Linked DNA regions of Homo sapiens: region 2 is linked to region 1. The links are chromatin contacts, found by Hi-C or POLR2A ChIA-PET in ENCODE. All regions are on one chromosome and are shown on one strand. The core of a region is the stretch at or near the end of the contact, and the rest is flanking DNA. Distances in the headings are between cores, read along the strand shown. Region 1 overlaps NECTIN1 (nectin cell adhesion molecule 1). Region 2 has its middle 71 kb from the start of TRIM29.

Region 1 (4,472 bases), core at 306-2,805:
TTCTTCTCGTCGTCTGAGTCGTCGGGGTACTGCAGGTTCTGTGCCATTGGTGGGTGGTGCTGGGGGATGCCTGCCTTGCTGTAGCCGTTGCCATACACGTGCTTCTTGGTGCTGTAGTCACCCTTGAAGGTGTGCCGGCGCCGACGCAGGGCGACCACGATCCCGCCGACCACAATCAACACCAGCAGGATGCTCCCCGCCACGCCCCCAATGATGGCCGTGGGCACCGGCCCGGCGCGCCGCCCATGTTCGGGAGGAGACGGGGTGTAGGGGAATTCTGGGTGAGGAAAAGAGATGGAGGGGACAGCATCAGCGTGTGCTCCTGGGGTGTAGAGGGGGTGGGAGGGAGGCAGGGAAAGGAGAGGCCAGGAAGGACAGGCTGTCTGCACCCCAGGTTTGAGCAGCTCCAGTTCGAGGCCCCGCAGCACTCCACCCATCCTGGAGCCCTAACATGCCGCAGCGTTGGTAGCTGGAGTGAGAGACAGGCAAGAGGAGAGGCAGAGGGCAGTACCCACAGCACCAGGGTCTTCCATCCCCACTGTCCTTGGTGTGGTGCTGGCCCAGCTCAATCCCTATTCATGGTGCAGTGAGACACGTGTGCCAGTTCCAGCTGCAGCACACTGCCCACTCCATGCCATTCACAGCCACAACCCTGAGGAGGTATGCCATTCATTCTCATTGGATATCTGAGGAGCTGAGGCTTGCAGAGGTTAAAGAACTTGCCTGAGGCCACCCAGCAATGATGCATCGTTGCTTCTCCTGCACATAGAACGTGTGCAAATGTCACTGATACCCCTCTGCCAGACACCTGGCAGTCACTCTGCCCCAACACTATCAACTTGGCTTCCAAGACCCAGAACCAGGAGCCACCTAGGTGTTCTGCACCTGATTTTGTCTGCCTGCAGGGCACAGGGAAAACAGGTTCCCAGGCACTGGCTCAGGAGATGCCCCGTGAGTGCCAATCAGCTGCCAAGGTGCCAGAAACTAGGGCTGTGGTTCTTGGCTGTGGTCTGGGCCTGCAGGGCAAGGTGGGGGCCTGGCAGTGCTGCCAGCCTGGGTTATAAGTGTAAGACACCAGCATGGCAGGGCACAAGCACAGGGCAAGGACGGCAGAAATGGGGGTGAAAGCATGTGCGTGTGTGCGTGCGTGGCAATGTCGAGTACACACAAGTGGGCACATGCACAGGCATACACGCTTGCCGTCATAGCAAGCCTGCCACCCAGAGAGCACATGCTGGGAGGGCCTGCATGCCTGTGCCGACATGATGAACATGAGTGTGCAAATCTGTATGCCCCGTGGACACAGCCAAAATGAGGAGGCAGGAAAGGTGAAAAGAAGAGAAAGGAAGCAGGTGGGACAGGAGAGAAGGCTGGGTGGGTGGCTTTCTGTGCCAGTGGGGCCGGGCCACAGTACTGTTCTTTGGCCAACACTGCCCCTTCCCTTGCCTTACAGGGCCTGGGAAGGTGGCTGAAACCAGGGCCATGCCACGGGCCAAAGAGGCCCTAAGGTGAGGCTAAGGGAAATGGTTCCTGGCACCACCACAGGGTGGCACCAGAGACCACAGCTGGCCTCGGTCAGAGCCACTAGGCTGCGGGTCTAGGGCAAGCCCAGAAGGCTGACCTCAGCCGCTCAGGCCCTCCTTGCTCCAGGCCCACGTAAAGGGCCAGTTTGCCCGTATACTGTTTGCCTGTATACTGCTGCCAGCTCACTCTCTGATTCAGTATCTCTCACTCCATGGGAATCATGCTCCTCCCTGAGCCCACTCCCTCCTCCTGGGGCGTGTGTGGGGTGCTATCCCACTCGGCAGGCTGCAGCAGGGTGGAGATTCTAGGAAAGAGGAAAGGCCTTCCAGGAATTTGGGCGGGAAGGGCTGACGAAAACACAGGGCCCAAGGAAGGGGAGGCCACTCACTCATCCAAGGTCACGCGGCTGAGCCAGGACCCCCCAGGGGCTCCTATACACGTGGGCACTGGCAGAGGAGCACTGCCATGGAGGACCCCGCTCCCCACCTGCCACCACCATCCTCGGTGCAGGTCAGCCAGCAGCTGCCCAGTACATATCCATGGGATCTTTGTCCTGACCGCCTGTCTCCGCAGCAGCCTCCCTGGAACCTCAAGCATCTCCCGGCTCACCAGGTCCCATCTGTTTACCGCCCTCAAAAGGGCCCCGCAACTGCTCCCCACGAGATGGGAGCAGCCTCCACCAGGGGTTCCCCAGAGGCAGCTGGGAAGAACCTAGCCTCCTCTGTACTCAGCCTGCCTGCCCCCCTCCTCGGTTCTCACCCAGATCTGAATGATCTCTCCTGTCTACACCTGCCTTCCTCTCTTCATCCATCCCTCCCATCAGCAAACATACTGAGCATCTATCCTGCTAGTCACGGGATATGAGAAACTCACAGCCTCCCCAGGGAAGCAAAGGACACTCAGAGACAGCACATGCAGATGTTAAGGGAACAGGCAGGGAAGTGCAGGGTGCAGGGGAACGGGGTGGTGTGTCTTGGCATTAGAGAAGGCTTCTTGGAGGAGGCCGGACTTGGAGAGGCCAGGAGGATAAGGAAGCATCCAGATGGAGGGAGCTGCCATTTTTCTGAAACATGTCCCTTGCCTTCCCATACAAGATTCCGTGGTTCTCGGCTTTCCTCTCTGAGTGCTATCTCCAGCTGTGTTGCTCCTTTTCTCTGTTCCAGCTGTCTCGCTGGACGCTTTGTCCTGGGACCCTCAGCCTTGACCCTCTGCTTTCTTTCCTAGTGACAGACTAGTATCAACTTCTGGAGTCACCCTTATCCTGCTGGCTGTCCAAATTATTTAGGGTACATAGTTCTCGCCCAACTCTGGGACTGTATCTCCACAGCATCTCCCAAACTGTGGCCCATGGAATCTCAAACCATTGGCTCAAAGGGTCAGCAAAAATAGGGGGGTCGAGATGTTGGCTTAGACAAAAGCATCAGAGCCTGTTACCTTCTCGTGCACACTGTGAACTACTAGAGGGACACGTCAAATGCCATGTTTCCCAACATACTGGAACATGAACCCCATACCTCCTGCCTCCAAGACAGTCTCACATAACTGATATCTAGGTGGACACATTAGAAAAACTGACCTCTAGCACACCCTCATTTGGAATTCTCACCACCACTTCAAAACCCATCTGTACCAACCTGGTTTGCCATCTTCCTTCTAAACCCTCTCCATTCGATACAACTTCCTGTCGCCACTGTCACCACCATGGAACTTATGCCAGGTTTTACTGCTGTGGTCGATTCCTAAATCTCCCACTTTCCTTTTGCCTCTGCCTGCCTTGAATCACCCCACCCGCAGTCACCAGGTTAATCTTCACTCTGTAGACACAACCACTCGCTTTCTCAAAGACCAGCAATGGCTCCCCAACTGCCTGTTGGGCTGTGCAGTCTGGCCTTCAAAGCTTCCATCATGCAACCGTATCTTGGGTTTGGTCAACTCACCTTCCTTGCTGTCCTTGTTATCCAAGTTGATTCCTTACTGCAAGCCTTTACACATGCAGTTTGCCCCGCCAGGAGTGCCTTTCCTCATCCTCCCTCCCCACCGATTGCACTTCTCCAGCCCCTTCTTCAGGAGCCTTCTCTTCTCCAGTTTACCGTGATCTTTTTCTCTTTCGAATTTTTATGTACTAATGGTCTGCACCTCTCATTCTGGTTGTGACAATTGCTAAGGTCATTCCATTAATCACATACTGACATAGCATGGTAAAGCCTGTATAAATTGCAAATAAATGCAAATTAGAAGTTACCATGGCTGGCTCTGGTCCTTCTGCCAGTTTTCAAATGGCTAAAGTTCTTCTCTTCTGCAGGAATGAGGACAGGGTTTGAGGAAGTGGCAGCCTCATGATCATTTGGGATTGACTCATTTCAGTGTGTTGCAGTAGTCTATAAGCTCACTATTGTTACATTTGTGCTTTCTTCAACAGCAGAGACCCAATAAAAAATAAAGCTCTCCTACATCTTCCTCAACTAGGTTGAATTTTCTGGACCTCTCAAGCCACATCATTGCAGTATGGTAGAGTGTACGGTCTTATCTGTTTCACAGGAATGACTGGTGTCCCAACTAGTTTGTAAGTTATAATTGAAAATGCAGGCTGGGCACAGTGGCTCATGCCTGTAATCCCAGCACTTTGGGAGGCCGAGGCGGACGGATCACCTAAGGTCAGGAGTTCAAGACCAGCCTGACCAACATGGTGAAACCTCGTCTCTACTAAAAATACAAAAATTAGCCAGGTGTAGTGATGGGTGCCTGTAATCCCAGCTACTTGGGAGGCTGAGGCAGGAGAATTGCTTGAGCTGGGAGGTGGAGGTTGCAGTGAGCCAAGTTTGTGCCATTGCACTCCAGCCTGGGCAACAGTGCAAGACTCCGTCTCAAAAAAAAAAAAAAAATGCACCTTGAACCTGATCTCTTCTCACCGTCTCCATCACTACCACCCTGATCCAAGATACTCTCAT
Region 2 (4,483 bases), core at 1,709-4,208, 400 kb after region 1:
GTTTTCTAGACCAGCATCATCCTGTACATCACATTGGTAATCAGGCCCTAAGAGGAAGACTGGAGAAATGGAAAGGAAGACAAAGTTACTCTCGCTATTGCTTTGAAGCCATGCACTGGGGATCTAAGTATCTACCTCCCGCTCCATTTTGCAGGCTGAATCCTCACATCTGGGGAGCAGGACCCAGCCCCTTTTTGGTAAATAAAGTGATGAGTCTCCTTTCTTCCAAGTGCTCACATGGCCTGGGCTTGGTTGATTCATGACTGTGACTTTTCTTCCTCCTTCTCTCACCCAAACATGCAAATACCCCACTGCCTGGAGGCTGGAGCGGCTAGAACAAGCTGCTGGGAGTGTGTGGACAGAGAGATGAAAACAAACCTGGCTCTTGATGATGTTTCTCCCTGGATTTTATAAGCCAGTGCCATTTCTCAGTGAAGTCAAATCCATGCGGTCCTCATTCATTTACACACTGGGCAAGGGTTTGCACAGAAGAGAGATGGAGACCCCAAGGGCCCCCTTTAGTTGATTTAACAAATCCCTTTCAAGCTTTAATTTTTTTTTATTAGGAAGCAGAAGTTGCCTGTTCCCAAACCACACATGTACGCACAGATACATAGGCATAACCCCCACTCCTTTCAAATTCTAATCTCTCCAAACCCAAAGACGGGAATATCCCCATGAACCAAGCTTTAGAGGGCACTTTTTTCCTCTTCTCCATTTAGCATCTGCTGGGAAATGGAAGGGAACCTGGGAAGAACTTGCAATAACTGGGAAGAAGCAGACGAAGTGCCACTCCTGCCTGATGATGCCAGCAGCCCTGCAGGGTCCTCCTTTATCCACTCAGCCCCACACCAAGAAGAATTTCAGAAGGCCAGTGGTGGCTCCAGACACACAGCTCGGGCCTGGATTTAATTTGTTTTGGTGAAAGGACCCTGGACTAAGAACAAGGACACGAAGAGGATGGGGCAGCCCTGAGACAGGTTTCTCATCCTCTCTCTGCTGGGCAGGACCTTCCAGAGGCATCCAGGGCAGCTCTCCACCCCCAATGCCAGATGCAGTATCAGGTGCACAGAGCACCAGAATAGGAGTCCAGAGACCTCAGCTGTGGGCCCAGCTCCTCAGTTGGTGCTATGTGACCTTGGTCAATTCACTGGATGACTGAGCCTATTTTCTTCCTCTGTGAAAATGAGTGTAGTGAAACGTGACTGCCTGCCAGAAACAGATGAGGAGGGGTGTGAAAATGCCTTGCCAAGTCCTTTGGAAAGGTGAGCTATTAGGGGTACTTATCTTAGACGATGTTTCTGGCAATCTTATTTATAAATCTTTTCAGGGCAAAGGATCCTGTAGCTCCCCCAGTAACAGCTGCCCTTGTCTCATAACTGTTTGGGAAGTCCTTCCCAGTATCCAACCTGAATTGTTTCTGAAACAACTTGTCCTGCATGTCGGAAGTGAACCTGAGTGTGTGTGAGACAGTTGAATTGTTCTTGGTGTGTTGCGTGTGTGCACACACACTCTGTGCACACCCCACTGTAGGAGAATGTTCTTGGTGAGGAAGAGGAAGGTCAGTGTGGGAGATTCTCACATCTGAGGCCTCGACCTGCAGAACTTTGAGCAGTGCACCACTGCCACTGCCCAACAAGTCACAGTAAGGTGGGAGTGCTGGGAGGGTGTCCCCCTTACCTCATAAGAAGAAAGCAATCTGAGCAGCTTTGACTGTTTTTCAAATCAATGGGTATGAAAATCCACCCAGAACTCGGGTTATGAAATGTGTCATTTTCATGTGTGAAATTTGCACCCGCTGACCTCATATCCTCCCTGAAAATGGGGGACTTTCTCACCTCCTACCTCGAATTTAATCTGCGTCTGATATGCTGGCAGACCTCAGACCCATCTGCATCTCTTGGAGCTGTTTCTTTCCACTTCGGAGTAAATGATGGTTCCAAGGAGCTAGGCTGATGGGAACAACGCCCACACCATGTGGATGCCTCTCTTCTCTCTCGCCTTTTTGGGGCCTCGTCTAGCAAACACGGAGGCTCCAGCGCCACAGAGATTTGCAGTCTGTCTCTGTCTGCACCCACAATTCAATCACACAACCCTGAGTGGGCATAAAAGCTGATTTTCTGTCCTAATGACTCCCTTAACCGAGCTGACAGCTGCCATCCCTCAGGGACCTGTGGGTGAGAGTGCTGGAGACCAATGATCCCCTTGCTTCTCTGCCCCTCTGCCCCCTGCCCCACCTCCTGTGTGTCTTTGAGGCTGAGGTGCCTAGATGACCACTGTGTGAATGTGCCCAGAGCTGGCAAGAGGAGAGAGTGGGCTAAGAGACAGAAGGTGGGCTGCGTGCTCCCATAGGGCTCTCCCTCTCCTGCCAGCTCCATCTTGAGTCCATTAACCTCGCTCTGTGTGTGCTGTGTTAATGGGCTGGGAAGGACAGATCGCCCCTCTCGCCTGCTGACAGGAGGGGGCTGCCACTTGTTGCCAACCTCAGAGGAGGCACAAGGTGCTTGGAGGGCAGGACCAGAGCCCAGGCAGGCCCTGGCTTATGGCCTGGCTTCCCCACTGCCTGTCAGAGGGAGGAAGCAGCTCCCCTGGGGTGACAAGATGGGCAGCTGGCAAGAAAATCCCTCATGCTCACTTTCCTCTCCATTGATCCTCAGATCTCCTCCTCAGCAGCTAAGGAGACTCAATAATGCACACTTCCTAAGTGCAGTAGAAGGACCTGTGAATAACAATCTCTTCTATTGGATTAACTCTTCCGCATCTGCTGTGTGGATCCCCTACCTCGCTGATGTGCTTGGAAGGCAGAGGAGGCTGCATGGTGAGGCCCTGCTGGAGCACAGGGAGAGGCCACTTGGCAGAGTGCAGCATCACAGCCGTGGGCGCCTGAGACCCAACCCCACCAGTGCCTCCATGGCTGTACCATGTTCCCATGCTTCATCATGCTGTCTCTCAGGGTGGGACCAGGCATGGTCTTATTCACCGAGGCAGGATTCTAAACTCCTGTTTAGAACCCTATGACTGGCTGGACAGGGGGTGGGCACCTGAGCCATGGGCAGCCAACTCATAGGCTGACCAGAGGCCTGATAAATGACTCAGTGCAGGAGGCAATTCACTCAACTGCAGTTATTTGAGCCAATCAGGCTCTCTCTCAATGGAAACAGGAAATAATAAAGCAGCTGGTGGGAGTAAGAGAAGTGAACGGAGACTCCCTGACAGCAGATGAGTCCGGCTGGTGGCAGAGTCTGGAAGGAAGAGCCACAAACTCTGGCTGCTGTAAGACCTCAGAAAGCCATGCCCTGAGAGCTCCACTGGATCCTGACCTCCCCGCCTCACCCAGTCTCCCAGCCCGAGCCTCATGAGGGCCTCCCCGTGCCGTAGCTCCTGATCTAGATGTTATCGTGAATATCCTTGCAATTAATCTCCATGTTCTGGCAGGCTCTGGATACGCTGGGGAAACAGCACAGGGGTTCATAAATTTGCCTGATTAAAAATCACATGGGCAATTTGTTAAACCTGCAGACTCCAGGGTCCCGTTTCAGACCATTGAATCAGAATGCCCAGGATGGACTCCAAGATGTGCACTTAACAAACACCCAGGGTGAGTCTTATGGCGAACTTGGGAGACACTGGTTTATTCCCATCCCCCTTAATTCATCCACATGAGTGTGCTGAATTGAATGTACAAACACCAAGTTGCTTAAAAAGAGAAAAACAAATACCATTTTGGGGGCCAGCCAGGCAAAAAAAAAAAAAAAAAAAAAGGATGTTGCACAAATTTCTCATCTCCTTCATCCTTTACCTGGCCCCCAGGCAGGCTTTTCTAACCGTTGGAGCAGTTTCCCTCTGGATGGATGTCACCAGGTGGATATGATGTCAGTGCCTTCTGGGGCCACTGCTGGACCAACAAGTTTAGTTGCAGAAACGAGGGAAGTCACACTTCTGTGGAAGAAATCTCTGGTTGTTCCCAAATATTCATTTTTCTCTCCTCTGTGGCAATAGTATTTTTAGCTGGACACATAGCAGCCCAAAATAAAGAAAACACCTTCCTAGCCTCTCTTGCAGTTAGATGGGGCCATATGACTAAGTTGTGCCAAAGGGATGCCACATGGGATGTGAGCAAAATGTATACAAGTTACAAATCAGGGCTATGGAAAGGGGCATGCCCTCCTCTTCCCCTTCACCCTTCCCACTGGCCGGAATGCAGACCTGGTGGTAAGGCACCTTAAACCACTGAATAAGGCCAAATCCCAGGATGCCAGAGCAATAAGGTAGAAGGGACCTGGGTTCCTGTACCAGGGAGCAGCTGCACCAATCCTGTTATAGGAGAGAGACGTACATTTCTAGTTTGTAAAAGCCACTGTTGTTTTGGAGTTTATTATAGCATTACTGCAGTTGAAACTGTATCTTAACTACAGAGTCTTAGTGCAGTTTCCACCCAGGGAATGTGTTCACCACAGCCATCCCACTTCATGGCAAGGCTCAA

What was found. Hi-C counts contacts between places; a loop is a spot of excess contacts on that map. ChIA-PET counts read pairs that join two places held with the same protein, here RNA polymerase II (POLR2A). Pooled maps may share reads with other maps.
Region 2: a map of HepG2 shows a loop between it and region 1 (4-fold over the local background). The contact joins two enhancer-like sites. A Hi-C loop is called at or near these places in 8 of 168 maps with a recorded cell type or tissue (CD14-positive monocyte, CD4-positive, alpha-beta T cell, CD8-positive, alpha-beta T cell and 5 more) and 17 of 50 pooled maps. POLR2A ChIA-PET finds 5 or more read pairs at or near these places in 2 of 52 experiments (OCI-LY7 and activated naive CD4-positive, alpha-beta T cell).

What each region holds. Positions count from the first base shown.
Region 1 is chr11:119,665,021-119,669,492 of GRCh38, forward strand. NECTIN1 (nectin cell adhesion molecule 1) reads right to left here. Exons shown (of 6, transcript NM_002855.5): 6 at 1-277. Among named protein-coding and RNA genes, the nearest start is that of NECTIN1-AS1, 43 kb to the right of the region's middle. RefSeq lists enhancers at 1-114, 115-651. Within about 2 kb of position 1,556, at least 2 of the 41 ENCODE cell types and tissues checked have a DNase peak (open chromatin) inside an H3K27ac peak, as active enhancers do.
Region 2 is chr11:120,065,098-120,069,580 of GRCh38, forward strand. No RefSeq gene overlaps it. Among named protein-coding and RNA genes, the nearest start is that of TRIM29, 71 kb to the right of the region's middle. Within about 2 kb of position 2,959, at least 3 of the 41 ENCODE cell types and tissues checked have a DNase peak (open chromatin) inside an H3K27ac peak, as active enhancers do.